Regions from separate parts of the Homo sapiens genome. Here regions 2 and 3 are each linked to region 1. A link is an interaction called in ENCODE POLR2A ChIA-PET data of the cell type or tissue named here. Cell type or tissue: GM12878. All regions are shown on one strand.

The links. ChIA-PET counts read pairs that join two places held together with the same protein. Peaks named below come from ENCODE experiments on the same cell type or tissue, not always from the same donor. Only the 100,000 strongest peaks of a DNase experiment are listed, where the experiment ranks them.
Region 2: POLR2A ChIA-PET joins it to region 1 with 5 read pairs; 2 of 35 experiments call an interaction of 5 or more read pairs at or near these places.
Region 3: POLR2A ChIA-PET joins it to region 1 with 8 read pairs; 1 of 35 experiments calls an interaction of 5 or more read pairs at or near these places.

The regions. Positions count from the first base shown.
Region 1 is chr13:77,728,135-77,733,134 of GRCh38, forward strand. All of the region lies in intron 2 of SLAIN1 (SLAIN motif family member 1), which reads left to right. Among named protein-coding and RNA genes, the nearest start is that of MIR3665, 33 kb to the left of the region's middle. In GM12878, no CTCF peak of the experiment used is centred here; a DNase peak (open chromatin) is centred at 1,977; H3K4me3 peaks cover 647 bases; H3K27ac peaks cover 1,460 bases.
Region 2 is chr13:76,981,053-76,986,052 of GRCh38, forward strand. It overlaps the pseudogene RPL7P44 and the pseudogene DHX9P1. Among named protein-coding and RNA genes, the nearest start is that of CLN5, 8.5 kb to the right of the region's middle. In GM12878, no CTCF peak of the experiment used is centred here; no DNase peak of the experiment used is centred here.
Region 3 is chr13:77,555,931-77,560,930 of GRCh38, forward strand. SCEL (sciellin) reads left to right here. Exons shown (of 33, transcript NM_144777.3): 3 at 666-783; 4 at 3,874-3,933. Among named protein-coding and RNA genes, the nearest start is that of SCEL, 23 kb to the left of the region's middle. In GM12878, no CTCF peak of the experiment used is centred here; a DNase peak (open chromatin) is centred at 3,011.

The DNA of each region.
Region 1 (5,000 bases):
TATTCCATTTCTAACTCGCCCATCTTTCTAACCCCCCTCTACCCCTTTAGAATAAAAATAACAAAACTGCATAGAACTTTCATGGGTAGGATTAGCTCACTTGATATCCTAAATTGAAATAAGGCTAATCTAGGGTCTTTGGTAAATTCACGCATGAGGCTGGGATGTTAAATAACCAAATAATGATCAAAGGCTTATCTAAGTAATTTGAAACGCCCAAAATGTGGCTCAGTTAATTTGGGGCCAGTTAATAAAAGCTTATCTTGGCTTAAGGTACTTGAATGTCTATAACTATTGAATCAGGACAGGTCACATTTGAGCAGAGTAGGTGTACTTTTCACAAATAGTGGAGGCCTACACAATTATATCCTTGGCTCATGTTTCGCTATGACCATCTGTCATTTCCTCTGGGATTAGATACTAAGGAAATGTGAATAGAAATTACCCCATTCATTGAGTTTTTCTTTTATCTTCATATGGTACCAGTTCCCAATCTTATTTTAGTTGTTATAAAGGAGTGTTAATGTCCAAATTTAGCTGATGAAGAAGAAAGTTGTAGACTAATCCACAGTTCTGCGAGTGACCCTTTCTTTTGTTAAAATCCACACAGATTGAACTGAGACATTAAGCTTATCAAATGTCTGTCTTCTGGAACCTGTCCAGTCTCTCCTTGCTTGGCCCAAGATGTTATCTCCACTAGCTCATATTTCTAGTCTCGAGATGCTCTGTCAAACTTGGAACACAAAATTAAAACTTAGTCTGTGAGGTTCATTTTGGGTAAGCTTTGTAAAGAATTTCTTTTCTCACTGGAAAAACAATCTGGAATCATATTGGAATTTTTGTGCAGAGACAGGGTCTCCTGATACATGCTATCATTCCTGTGTGCTGAAAATGGAAAATGCATTGTCATAGCTGTGGGATTTCATCACATCTTTATGTTGCTTTGCTCTTATGTTCAGAATAGCCCCAGTGCATTTACTTCAGTATTGGCAATGATTTAGTACAGTAACAGATAATAAGGGATTGTGCTTCTATGAAATTTGCAGTTTCAGTCCATTATACCCTACAACCTGATATGTGTTTGCCAAATTTCCTTAAGTAATCCTTTTTTCTTTTGCTAATTTGTACTTGTGTTTCCATGTGTTTTTTTTTCCTTTGGTTTCACTTTGCATTTCTACCATGATTCGAAAAGTGTTTTTCAAAATAAACAATAATGGTTGTTCTGGTGAATTTATTATTGACATGCTATTTTGTTACCTATCTCCACCAAGGAAAAAATAAAACAATAGAGATTCTCCCAAAGTAGTTGTCTACTGCTTTCATACTACTGTGACGGTTGATTAAATTTGACTCTATCATAGTGAAATTCTTTTTTTTTTTTTGGTAGGTGTTGGTACCTGTTTCTTGGGACCTCTACAGAATAGTCAGGTTTAAAGCAAGACTTTCTAGACTCTCTTTTCTGAAACACTGGGGCTTGATCAGATGATTACAATACATGAAATGTGTTGAGTACTTATTAGGTACAGTCAGTGCTAAATACAGGGTGCAGTGGCAAGCAAGATGAGCTCAGTGCCTGGCCTTGGGAACATGCATTCTGATGCAAAAAACAGATGACAAGATAGCAGTTCTTTGTTCTTCCTGTCCCATAAAAGAAGCATAATGATGCGAATGGCAGCCTGACCCAGGGGTATGATCAGAAAATGATTTCCCAAAGACGTGAGGCATCAGCTGGGACCGGAGAGTCAGTGGGAGTTAAGCCAGTAACTCTGTGTGTGTGTGTGTGTGTCCGTGTGTCCATCTGTTCGTCCATCCAACGGGAGGAGGAGGTGAGGAAGAGTGTCCCAGGCCTTTTCTGTCACTAGGATAAGCCATAACTCAAAGAAGAGTCTTTCAGTCTCAGAGACATTGGAGAGGAAGGATAGCAATAGCATGTGGAAAGGCCCTGCAGTGGGACATAATGTGAGGAAACGGCAGGCTGTTGTGGTTGGGGTGTAATGGAGGGAAATGACTCTAAATGAAACTAGAAACTAGACATGTGTGCAGCGTCTTCAGGGCAGTTAAAGATTCTGGATTTTATCTTAAAATGGTTGAAAAACCTTTGAATAATTTTTAGTAAAGGAGTGATGTAACTGAACAGCTAAGCTACAGGATATTACCTGAATTGTCTTAGAAGGCAGAGCCTTTTTTGGAAATCTGGTGAACTGTGGAGAGTGAAATGGTGGTTTTAGAAATTCTTTGGAACATGGGTAAGGTTAGGCTTTAGCAATTTTTAAGGGAGAGTCTTAGATAAACTTGGGAATGTTTTCTTCTTTTTCATTAATATCCCAAATTTCTTATGTGACTAATGTGAGAAATGGTAGATGAAAATGTGGCCAAGTTCTCGTGACACTTAATTTACTTCGGAAACATAAGGGTTTGATTTGTTGATGTTCTCAATTATTTATAATATTTGGGAGCTTTAAACTTCTATATAGTAATAAGTTTAATATATTTGAGTTTTGGAGCTCTTGTCAATTTGTGAGTTTAATTTTTTTCTACTGTCATAGTTGTAAGGTTGTATTTCAAGAAACAGTGTATTTAAATTTACTAGGCTTTTGAAATGCAGATTTGCTGTCATCGGGTGTGTCCTGTACTTGTGTATATGTATTTGCATATGCATGCTCAGTCTGGTCTTCCATTTTTATAGCATTTTCAGATAAATGAAGTTGGATCAGTAAAAGGATACCTGCTGGGAAAACAAGCAATTAAATCATAAGTTTTTTGGTCATTTTTAATTTCTTAGACATATTGAAGGAAGAATGGACAGGGCTAAGAACCAAGCTGCTTCTCTGAAAGTTGGCCAAAGGAATCTACCAAAATGGGATGGAAAATATGAGAGAAGTGAGGGGACAAAAGAAGACAGACCCAGAACCTCTCATGTTTTAACAGGAGTTCTAGAAGCAGGAACGTACTGAACAAAGGAAATAATCAGTAAATAATAGAAGAAAATTTCTTTGACAGATCCTCAGGATGAACTAAGATAGATGAAAAAAAGCCATGCACCTAGATCTCCTGGTTATTGAATTTCAGATTTTCCAGAATTAAAGATAAACTATTCCTTCATTTGAACATTATTGGGAGTTTATCTATAGTATAACAAATTTCAGACATTTTATAAGTAATATTGGATGCTAGATAAAAAATTAATATTGTCTTTAAAGTTTTAAGGAAGAAAGTTATTTTCAAACTATAATCCTGTACCGAAGCAAATAAGTGTAGGAGCAAAAGAAACTTTTGCTTATGCAAAGTCTGGATTTTATCTTAAAATGGTTGAAAGTTTTACCCTTTGTGCACCCTATTTTAACAGTGGGAAACGTACAAGGAAAAAAGATCACATGAGATCTAGAAAACAGTAGCCTCGGAGATGACCTAGGAGAAGCTGAGAAAGATGAAGATGAAATAAGACAGTGATTGACTCTCAGGCTTGTGATGTTCTTCACCTGGTAGTTGTGTTCTAGAGCAGAAAAATTACTTTCTTTACCTTGGTCCTGTCGTATCTAGTGATCACCTTATAGCTATCCCAATCACAGCTATAAAACAGAATGAAAATCCAGTAAACCTTGACAGTGTAAAAATAGAACTGTCAAATCTGGAGATGGATACGGAGAAGGTGCATATATACTAAATAACCTTTCATGGTGGGAAATCAGATACCAACAAGGCGATGATTGGATTTTCTATTGTCTATTTAAAGTTATATACTAATTATGTAATTGTATTGAAATTATGAAAAACAAAGTGGAAAGTGGGCCTGGGTGGGGAAGGAAAAGAGACTCCTGTTTTAGGCCTTTAATGTATATTTTAGTGTTGTTTTGTGTGCAGGTATTTTAATAAAATCATGAATGGGTTAGTTTTAGGGCCAAAGATAGTTTTCCCTTGGTCAGAACTCTGAATTTGTATATTTACTTTCTATCGTCTCTTAAGATTAGTGGGTCAGAGGCCTTTTCTGTTACTGGGATAAGCCATAACTCAAAGAAGAGTCTTTTAGTATCAGAGACACTGGGGAGGAAGGATTATACAAATTCTCTTCTCATCACTCTTCCATTCAATAACTGACAGTGCTTTCTAAAAGCTTGGATTTGCCACCACACTTTACCCAGTCATAGGCGTGAAGACTCTTAGTAAAAATCTAGTCTGTCCTTTCAGAGGGAGGGCCCTCTGTTTTCAGCATGAGATTATTTAGCCTATTTCTTCATGTAATTAGATTCTGTAACATATTGCTTACCTTACCTCATGATTTCAGTGTAGAACCTGTAAGTTATTCTAGCTGGTTGTCAGCTTGCATTGTGGCTGTAGTCTAAATTGGAAGCAGCCGTCTGTAATCTGTTTGACAACATCTCATCGTTGCCAAATTATTAGATCAGTCTTCTTCTTTGTTCTTTTAAGATTAAATTATTAAGTTTGATTTAAACTATAGCAGACACACAGACCTAAAGGGAAAATGGCTTCTATAAAAGGGAATTTTTAAACATGCCTTTGAAGTGTAATTACTACTACATTTTTTTTTTTTAAATCTCCACTATTAATTGCAGATGGGAAGTCAGAAGATGACTTGTGAAGTTGTAGCAGTCACTCTGGTCCTGGATAATACTGGATTTGATCTGGTGTGCTTAAAGCTGTTGTCTTATCTTCAGTTTTGACCAATGATTAAGTGGAAACAAGTTGATAGTCAAGATAACTTCCCCTTTCTGACCTTTATGTTTCAGCTCTACTTTGAGACTGTTGTCCTGGTTAAAGAAGTCCCGCAGAAGGATCCGATAATAGTCATGAGGGAAGAGCATTAGATGTGTGATCGTGCAGTGGGTTAAGATCTGAGAAGTAGATAAGGTCTAATCCTTTAATTATGATTAGATGCCTTATCCATTAAGATTATGTTTCCTATTAAAACCTAAGAAACACTTGACCTTTTAAACTTAGTGTCAAGAATAATTATAAAACTCTGATTTCCGTGGAATAAATGT
Region 2 (5,000 bases), 750 kb before region 1:
TTCTTCTGTACAATATCATTCATTGACCAGATATTTGAAGAAAAGTTATTCTTTGTTTTTTTGAGAGCAGGTACTGTTTATTAACTGACCAGCTTAGAAAAATAATCATGGTAGACACCTTAGTTCATTATTCTAATAAGCTGTTGATCTGGTCCTCCCTGTTGCCAGCATCTCCACCTTCTACAAAATGGGTGGTCTTTTTCTTCTTTCCACCTCATGGAGAAGATAATTTGAAGGACCACAGGAAGTTATTTGCTTCTTCGAAGCATTTTCCAACAGTATAGATCTCATGAATCAGATCTTCCGTGCAGATGATGCCATATTTACCAAGCGTTCGAGCAATCAAAGCGTTATCTGTCAAAGCAATTCGCTTCTTATTGATTTTGCCATAACCCCGCTTGTAGATTAGTTTATTTACTGACTTCAGATTTGGGTACCCCCTGCAATATATGGTTCTACAATCCCCAGCATGTTAATTGAAACCTTGTTAAGCTTCACAAAGTTTCCACTGAAGATTTGACGAAGGCGAAGAAGCTGCAACACCTTTCGGACCTTTGGGCTCACACCACTGATACCTCTGATCCTGATGACAAATGCCAATTTGGGTTCTGCAGGTACATAGAAGTTGCCGGCTTTGCTTGCCATCCTTGCCATTCAAATTTAAGTTCCGTATATCTGTCTATATTCCTTGTGATAGTGCTTCGCTTTTTCATAGATAAGCTTCCTCCTTGCCTTTCGAAGCATCTTTTGGGCAAACTTCTTTCTCAGGCATTTGATCTTCAGCTCTGTGAAATTTCTTCGCTTTTTCTTAAGGGTTTCTGGTACAGCAGGAAACTTTTTCTTCTTCTCTTTGACACTCTCCATGGTTCCAGCGGGAAAAGAGGAACTATTCCTTTATTATTAAAAGATGAAATCTGCAATATCCAGCAAACATTACTTTCCCTACTGGATCTTTAAATTATTAGTCCCATGTTCCTCTGATAAAAATTCACTAAGCCTTTATGTCCTGGGTGCTGAATAAACCCTGCATTTACTTTCAAGAAGAAACCTACCTTTCTTAACCTGGAGGTAGATTGCTGCTCATAAGTGACAGATGGAGTACTGTAAATCCCCGAGGGTGATTCTAGCTCTTGACCCAGTAGGATATTTACTGTCAACGATGCCTAGATTTAGAAAGAGGATGTAAACGTGGTGTGACACCAGACAGGGCAAAGAGCAACTGCTTGTGGAAAACACACATGCATCCGTCATCACTGCAGATGAGGAGGAAAAGGAGGACAAGGAGTGAATTTGAAAAGCAGGATAACTTAGTGTAGGTCTGAGTGCCCAAGATCAAACCTGACTCCACCCTCACTGCCTTATGTGATCCCGAGAAATTACTCAAAATATCTGTACCAACGTTTCCTCAGGCTGAAAGTAGGAAGTAGCACCTTTTTCATAGAGTTGTTGGAAAGATTAAAAATAGTAAATGTCATCTCTGTCAAAACCTTGATACTAGTGTATTTCTGTTCACTGAATGGTTTGTACCCCTTTAGTTTCCTTGATATACGTTGATTAAAAAAAAAAAAAATTTGACTGGGCCCGGTGGCTCACGCCTGTAATCCCAGCACTTTGGGAGGTAGAGGCAGGCAGATCACCTGAGGCCAGGAGTTTCAGACCAGCCTGGCTAATGTGGCGAAACCCCGTCTCTACTAAAACTACAAAAATTATGTGGGCCTGGTGGCACATGCCTGTAATCCCAGCTACTCGGGAAGCTGAGGCAGGGAGGCAGAGGTTGCAGTGAGCCGAGATTGCATCACTACACTCCAGCCTGGCCTACAGAGCAAGACTCTGTCTCAAAAAAAGAAAAAAAAAATCAACAAAATTGATTAAAATGTCTAATTGGCTTTTATTAGTGACTCATAAAACAGGCAGTTGCTAATCAAAATAGAGGGAGCTTCAATGAGCCTGGCAGACCAGTTGGTTTTCCTAAGGTAGCTTGAACAGAAATAGGGAAACAGGAATACAAAAAGTGAATTGGTTAACATCAGTTTACTTCAGGTTACTTTACTTATAAAGGGTTAAAGCAGAGAGGACTTCCTTAACATGCTGACTTAGGCTGACTGGGCCCTTTCTGATTGCTTGCTGTGAATCTCTTGTTTTTACGAAAAGCCAGTCTATTTTGGGAATTTTCCCGTTTACGTTTCAGTTTGATTACAGTTCGATTACTTAGCACGAGCGACCCCATTTTGGTTCAATCTGTTGCGACCTAATGCAGGGGCTCAGTTCAAAACCATGGCCTCTCATACATTTTATTTAACAACACAAAGAAAAGAGTTTTTGTTCTGAAGCCAATTTTCTTGCGGCTATTGATAAATCGATCATAACAGAACTAAAAAATATATTCAATAAACAAGTACAAGATTAAAGAATTGTCTAAACAATGTAATGTAATAAGCAAAATAAATCCAAATCACTTGATTTAGGATTAGGGTAAGGTGTTCCTTATGGCTCCACAGTTTGTTTTTAAGTATTACCTATTAAGTAGATGTCTCACTCTAATCTCTGCCTTCAGTGAATATTATAAATTTTAATTTTATTAAATTCACACTTAAATGATGCTTTTAAAATTATCTTTGGGTCGGGCACAGTGGCTCACGACTATAATTCCAACACTGTGGGAGGCTGAGGCAAGAGGATTACTTGAGCCCAGGAGCATGGGCAACAAAGTGAGACTCTGACTCTACCAAAAACATTTTATTTAATTAGCCAGGCATGGTAGCACAGGCCTGTAGTCCCAGCTACTCAGGAAGTGAGGTGGGAGGATCGCTTGAGCCTGAGAGGTCAAGGCTGCAGTGAGTCATGATCATGCCACTGCACTCTAACCTGGACAACAGAGCGAGACCCTGTCTCAAAATAAAAATGAAAATAAAATTATCTTTGAACTAAAATAAATGATGCTTTAGGCAAGTGAAATTGTCGAAACTCTGAAAATAGGATGTACGTATAGTTGATGTATTTGTTTAGCCCAGTTTATCATGTAAACAACAGGTTAGTATACCCAAGTTTCAGAAACACTTTGGGGGTTCATTAATTTTTGGTTACCTTTAAGATTTTCTTAACCTCTTACATGAATATTTGTGTCAGGGCCAGGCTCTGTGGCTCATGCCTTTAATTCCAGCACTTTGGGAGGCCAAAGCAGGAGGATCGCTTGAGCCCAGGAATTCGAGACCAGCTTGGGAACGTAGTGAGACTCCTTATCACTACAAAAAATTTAAAATTATTTGGGCATGTTGGTACATTCCTGTAGTCCAGCTACTATAGGGGCTGAGAGATGGGAGGATCACTTGAGCTAGGAGGCTATGGCTGCAGTGACTGTGATTGCACTACTGCACTCCAGCCTGGGTGGCAAAGTGAGACCCTGTCTCAAAAAGAAAAAAAGGAGTAGGAAATTAGTGTGTCTAGGGCCGGAGCTCTTAGGCAAACTGGTGAAGCCCCTTCTCAGAATAATGCTTTTAACGCCTAAAATAAAAAATGAGATTGTAAATGAGAAACTAAAAATTAGCTTGGACTTTAATCTGCCCTCGTATTCATTAGCCTGGACTGATAAAACCAGCCTCAAAATTACCAGAAAACAGTACTTCTCTCAAACCACAGTAAATCATAAAGTGTCATAACAACCTCCTTTCTTTTCTACTTAATTTTTTTTTTTTTGCCAAGTCCTTTATGGAAGTTGTTGTGCGTGTCTCTGTTGTCTTTGTGGAAGGCCAGAGCCACACGGTCCTAAGAGCTGGGAACCAGGAAGCATAGGCTGATCTGAAGAAGACACTTCAATCATGGGTGATATTAAAAATTTTCTGTATGCCTGGTGAGGCAAAAGGAAGATGACTCCATCCTATGAAATTAGAGCATTGGGGAACAAAAGTAGGCAGAAATTCTTGTGTGAGGTTCAGGTGGAAGGGTATAATTACAGTGGCATAGGAAATTCCACCAATAAAAAAGATGCACAGAGCAATGCTGCCAGAGACTTTGTTAACTATTTGGTTCAAATAAATGAAGAGTGAAGAAGTTCCAGCTTTTTGGGGTTGCATCTCTGCCCCCACTTACTGATATTCCTGACACTACAGCAAATGCTGAAGGAGGTTTACCAACAACCATGGGAGGTCCTCTTCCGCCACATCTGGCTCTCAAAGCTGAAAATAATTCTGAGGTAGGGGCCTCTGGCTATGGTGTTCCTGGGACCAAGGAGCCAACTTGAAGGATTACTACTCAAGAAAGGAAGAACAAGAAGTGCAAGCGACTCTAGAGTCAGAAGAAGTGGATTTAAATGCTGGGCTTCATGGAAACTGGACCTTGGAAAATGCTAAAACTCATCTAAACCAATATTTTCAGAAAGAAAAAATCCAAGGAGAATATAAGTACACCCAAGTGGGTCCTGATCACAACAGGAGCTTTACTGCAGAAATAACCATTTACATCAAGCAGCTGGGCAGAAGGATTTCTGCACATGAACATGGATCAAATAAGAAATTGGCAGCACAGTCCTGTGCCCTGTCACTAGTCAGACAACTCTACCATCTTGGAGTGGTTGAAGCTTACTTCAGACTTACAAAGAAGGAAGGAGAGAGAGTGGAACCTTACAAAGTAAACCTCTCTCAAGATTTAGAGCATCAGCCACAAAACATCATTTGAGAGCTAAATTTTGAGATTATGCCCCCGCCTGAAGATCCTTCTATGCCAGTTGCACTCAACATTGGCAAATTGGCTCACTTTGAACCATCTCAGTGACAAAACCAAGTGGGTATAGTTCCTCGGTCACCTCCACAATCCAGATGGAATCCTTGGACTACTAGCGACATTGCTGAGGGACCTCTGGCTTTTGCTTCTCCAGAGCAAATAAGCTTGGACCTCAAGAATGAATTGGTGTACCAGTTGGAACAGGATCATGATTTGCCAGCAATCTTGCAGGAGCGAGAGTTACTGCCTGTGAAGAAATTTGAAAGTGAGATTCTGGAAGCAAT
Region 3 (5,000 bases), 170 kb before region 1:
ATGTTTCTCTCACTCAGAAAACTTTAAAATTTTGGAAAAACAACTCACAGATCTCAATTCTTTAATACAGATATTGAATGCTTAGAAACAACAGTCTAATTTAATTAGCATTGCAAAGTTAGGCTTAAGAAAAAGTATACTTGTCGCAGCTTTTAGTCATGTAATTGGAATTCAATTTTTTTAAAATTAATAAAAATATCTTTTTAAAAATATGACCTTCTTTGTGTTTGGCTCTTACAGGATAAAAGAATTAAGTTACTTAGAATCAAATGACCAGGACTTATTGACTATTACTATGTATTATAAAAACAGTCTTTTGTGGGCTTCCAGGGTATATTTCTTATGGGGTAAAAAGGCCAACCCACTAAATCCTGGCTCAGTTTATCCCAGGCTGGGAGTTCTCCTTTCCCAGGAACTGGATGGGGCCTCATGAGTGGCACTGGCAGTTTCAGTTGGCACCTGAGCAACTTTATGTGTTATCTTTGGTGATGGGGTGTGGGATCTGTTCTTTCTTGCTGGTGCATCCTACTTTGAAACAGTACTGGACTTGCCAGCCCAGATTGATGCTGGCCAATCAGATGTGCCTCTCAGGATTTTCAGGTTAACAAGCCCACGCTCAACTCCACACTATTACATCTTCCAGTCTTTCATGTTTCTGTTGATAGAGATGAAGAGCACCACTCAGGGAACCACACGGAAGCAGCAGGATTTTCACGAGGTGAACAAAAGAAGAACTTTCTTACAGGATAACAGTTGGATAAAGAAACGCCCTGAAGAAGAAAAGTAAGCTGGTGTGGAGCGTGGTGGGTGGACAGAAGGGCAGAGAGAGGCATTATCTGTTTGGGAAGCTAATGCTCATCTGAAAAGTGAATACTTTTCTCCTGAAACACTTTGTTGCATGGTCTAATTTTTGGTGAGACTTAGTAAGCACAAATAGGTTACATATCAGAGTTTCAAGAATATTTCTGCCATTTTAAATATCCACATGCATAAGAGAGTGTGAGTCATTACTGAGAGAGAGCCTGGTTATTACCTAGGATAGATGTTTGTGCTTACTTGGTAAACTGAAAAGAAAACATGACTTTCCAGTTTCCAAAAAGGTAACAGTTAATCCATGATCGGACAATCCTGCTCTGTTGATCATGTCAGCTGAAATAAACAAAAAGAGTGTAATTCCAAATTTAACATATAAAATTTTGGTATGTACAAGAGAAATTTAAAAAATTACCGACTTATTTTAGTTCCATCTACTTCTAAGTACTGGGAAGGTGGGATATATGGTATTACTTTGTAAGTACTTACAACCAACAAAATTTTGTTTGTTTTGAGCATTGCTTCTACTAGCTGAGAGGTTTAAAGATTTGAAAACTATGGCCATAGGCATATAGCCTCATTGGCAATATAGATTTGCAATAGGTATTTGTCCAGCAATAGGTATTTGTCCGATTATATATTATGTTATGTGTATATTATAAATTATGTAGACATTTTATGATTTCTTTGTTATTAAGCTTGGTGTTAGATACTTTACATATAAAGCACCACTAATTTTACAATAAAACACAACGTAGGTGTTATATCTCCTCATTTTACAAAAGAGGGATCTGAGCTCAGAGAAGCTAAGTAACTTGTCTAATGGCACATAGCTATTTAGTGGTAGAGTTGAGATTTTAACATGGCCCATTGTTTTTCCATTACACGAATGTTTCTCAACCAGGGGCAATTTTACCTCCAGCAGACATTTGGCAAGGTTGGGAGACATTTTTGTTGTTAAAATTGAGGAGTGCTTCTGGTATTTAATGCGTAGAGAACAGGGATGCTGGTAAACATCCTATAAATCACGGGACAGCTCCCATACAAAAAATTATCAAACCCAAAGTGTCAATAGTCCTGCAGTTGGGAAATCCTGCATTATAGGATACTTACTCTAAACTATCTACAAACTCTGCAGATATGGTTATTTGAGGGGCATTCTTGTGAATGTTAAATTTAAAATATCTATTAATTTCTGTTATTGAGTATTATTTCAAGGAAATATATGGGTGTTTAGAGATTTAGAGACTCACACTAACTTTTGGAGTTAGCACTATTGGACAACAATCATTTCCTTCCATGAAACAGCATTTATTGCTTCTGTCAAAGCATTTCCAATTTTCTGTAGTGATAGTGTCATGTGACATGTAGACCATACATTTTGGATTGCCAATATTTACACAGACGAGTGACGATAGAATGTATAAGACAAATCACAGTTGGGAGGAATGTTGCTTTTATGCCAGGCATGCTTTCCCAGGAAAACCCAGGGAAGCCAGCTTGGATGGCATAGGAGCTACTGAATGAAGGGAAAATTGGCTTTGATGCTTCCCTGATTCCCCCAGCCCAGTTCTGGGCTGTGTGTTATAATTCCGCCTCAGATAAAAACATGTCTGGTATCTGCTCCTCTTTCAAAAATTTCATTAAGAGATATGGAGGAAGATAGGAAAGTTCTCTCGGGGTCTTTGAGAATGTATATTTGCTGGCATTGTTTCATTTTTACTGTTTATGTTTCTGTTTAATTGTCTACTACAGTTCTTTTATAGCTTCATTAAAAATGGTACCGGAGGCCGGGCGTGGTGGATCACTCCTGTTATCCCAGCACTTTGGGAGGCCGAGGCGAGCAAGTCACTTGGGGTCAGGAGTTTGAGACCAGCCTGGCCAACAGGAAGAAACCCTGTCTCTACTTTAAAAATACAAAAATTAGCCGGGCGTGTTGGCGGGCACCTATAATCCCAGCTACTCAGGAGGCTGAGACAGGAGAATTGCTTGAACCGAGGAGGCAGAGGTTGCAGTGAGCCGAGATATCGCACCACTGCACTCCAGCCTGGGCGACAGAGCAAGACTCTGTCTTACAAAAAAAAAAAAAAAAAAAAAGGTACCAGAGTGTTAAGTAATGTTAGTAGAGCATAACCAGGAAAAATGTGGTATTTCAGGTTTTGTTGGGTTGACATGAAATAGGTTCAGTTACTTTCTGCCTTGGCTCAAATCCAAAGACTTCACTACGTGTTTTGACATTTCCTGAAAGGGCCTGTACTTTCAGTTCCACTGTACAAAGTAAGAATGATATTACTTTGAGATTTTACATATGAAGGTCGATTGTAGGGTTGACCAGTAGGAAAAGCAATGATTTGGAATGAAAATATCTGGGTCCTAGACCCACCTCTGTTACTTGCTAACCTTGTGGTCTTAGGAAAGCCACAAAATCCCCTATCAGTTTTCTCATCTGTGAACTGGATATGACAGTGTCTTCGCTGCCTAATTCATAGGATTATTTTAACAACTAACTAGAGCAAACTGTATTCTCATGGTTCAAAAGTAGGCTAGGTCTCCTGTGAATTATAAATCTCCTTAACCACAAATATTGGTACTGAGTTTCCCACATTTTATGAAGGAGAACTGTCAAGTCCACCAACATACCCAGACGTAATGGGCTTACTTAAACTTAAACACAATTTGTGGAAAGCTTTTGTATTTGACTTCATGCCAAAAAGGACTCTTCTAATACATATAAAGTAAATGGGCTCATATTCCCACAGTCTGATAAAACACAACACAACACAACACAACACAACACAACACAACACTCATTCATTGTTGAATCATGTGGAAACCTCATGGGATAAATGATCATTTGTACTGACAAACTTGTTTCTTTTCTCATGCTCTTTCAAGTGGTGACTGGTTAAAATAGATACATAATTTTGTGTTCTCACAACTGAAGTAAAATGAATTAACCTTGCCAAAAATTGGGAGCTCGCCCGCATGTCTCTCTCATTTAGTGCTTGGTCAACATTGTGGTAACTTTCTATGTGACATACTTTTGTTCTTTCTTTGCAGAGATGAAAATTACGGTAGGGTGGTGCTCAACCGACATAATTCCCATGATGCATTGGACAGGTGGGTGTTTAGACATGTTACATCATGAGCAGAAACACAAAGATGGTAGTTTTCAGAGAAGACTTGTTCAAGACAGCTGAATATTTGCAGCATGCCTTGGGCTTTCCCCGATGTTCTGGGCATGTGAAGGAGAATCTGTGATATCATCAGAGGTTTCCACAAGGAAACTCTGCCTCTCCAGAACCATGACTTGGAGGCAGAACATAACCAACCCTCTGTGCATCCCACTGAGGTGATCCTCCTGACAGGCAGGGAAAGGACTCTCATAGAAACACGATCATATCAGGCCGGGTGCCATGGCTCATACCTGTAATCCCAACACTTTGGGAGGCCAAGTTGGGAGGATCTCTTGAGCCTAGGAGTTAGAGACCAGCCTGGGCAACATGGCCAGACCCTGCCTCTAAAAAAAAAAAAAAAAAAATTAATTAGCTAGGTGTGATGGTGCGCACCTGTCGTCCCAGCTACTCCAGGGGCTGAGGTGGAAGAATTGCCTGACCTTGGGACATTGAGGCTGGAGTGGGCAGTGATGCTCCATTGTACTCCAGCCTGGGTGACGGAAGAAGACCCTGTTTCTCAAACAAACAAACAACAACAGCAACATGACCAGATTACATATCTCTGAACCTTAGGGAAAGGAAGTCTAAAATACAGAAATAACAACTACAGAGTTCACTTGCTTTATGGGACAGTACCTTTCTTTTTGGAAACTCCTGGGCTAGTGGGAAAACATGAACTGATCCTCAGTGGCAAATAGACTGATCAAAGCAAATTAGTAGAAAAATTAAGACAAAACAGTAATCACAATGATACAAATAATCTCAGATTGATAAAAATAGAGAATATTCTTACCACAACACAGTTGTACTCACATCCATACAAACAACCACACCCATCAGAAGAACCTAATTATTTATCAGACACAAATTTTATCTGGTCTAGTAGCTTGTGTCTGTTTGTCATTTAAATGTAATTAGAAAGGGAGTGTGAATGTCTTCTATGGTGTGGATCTTAAAAAGTTAAGCAGACACTTGGGACACGTCTATTTTGGAAACTTTTGTTTATGAATT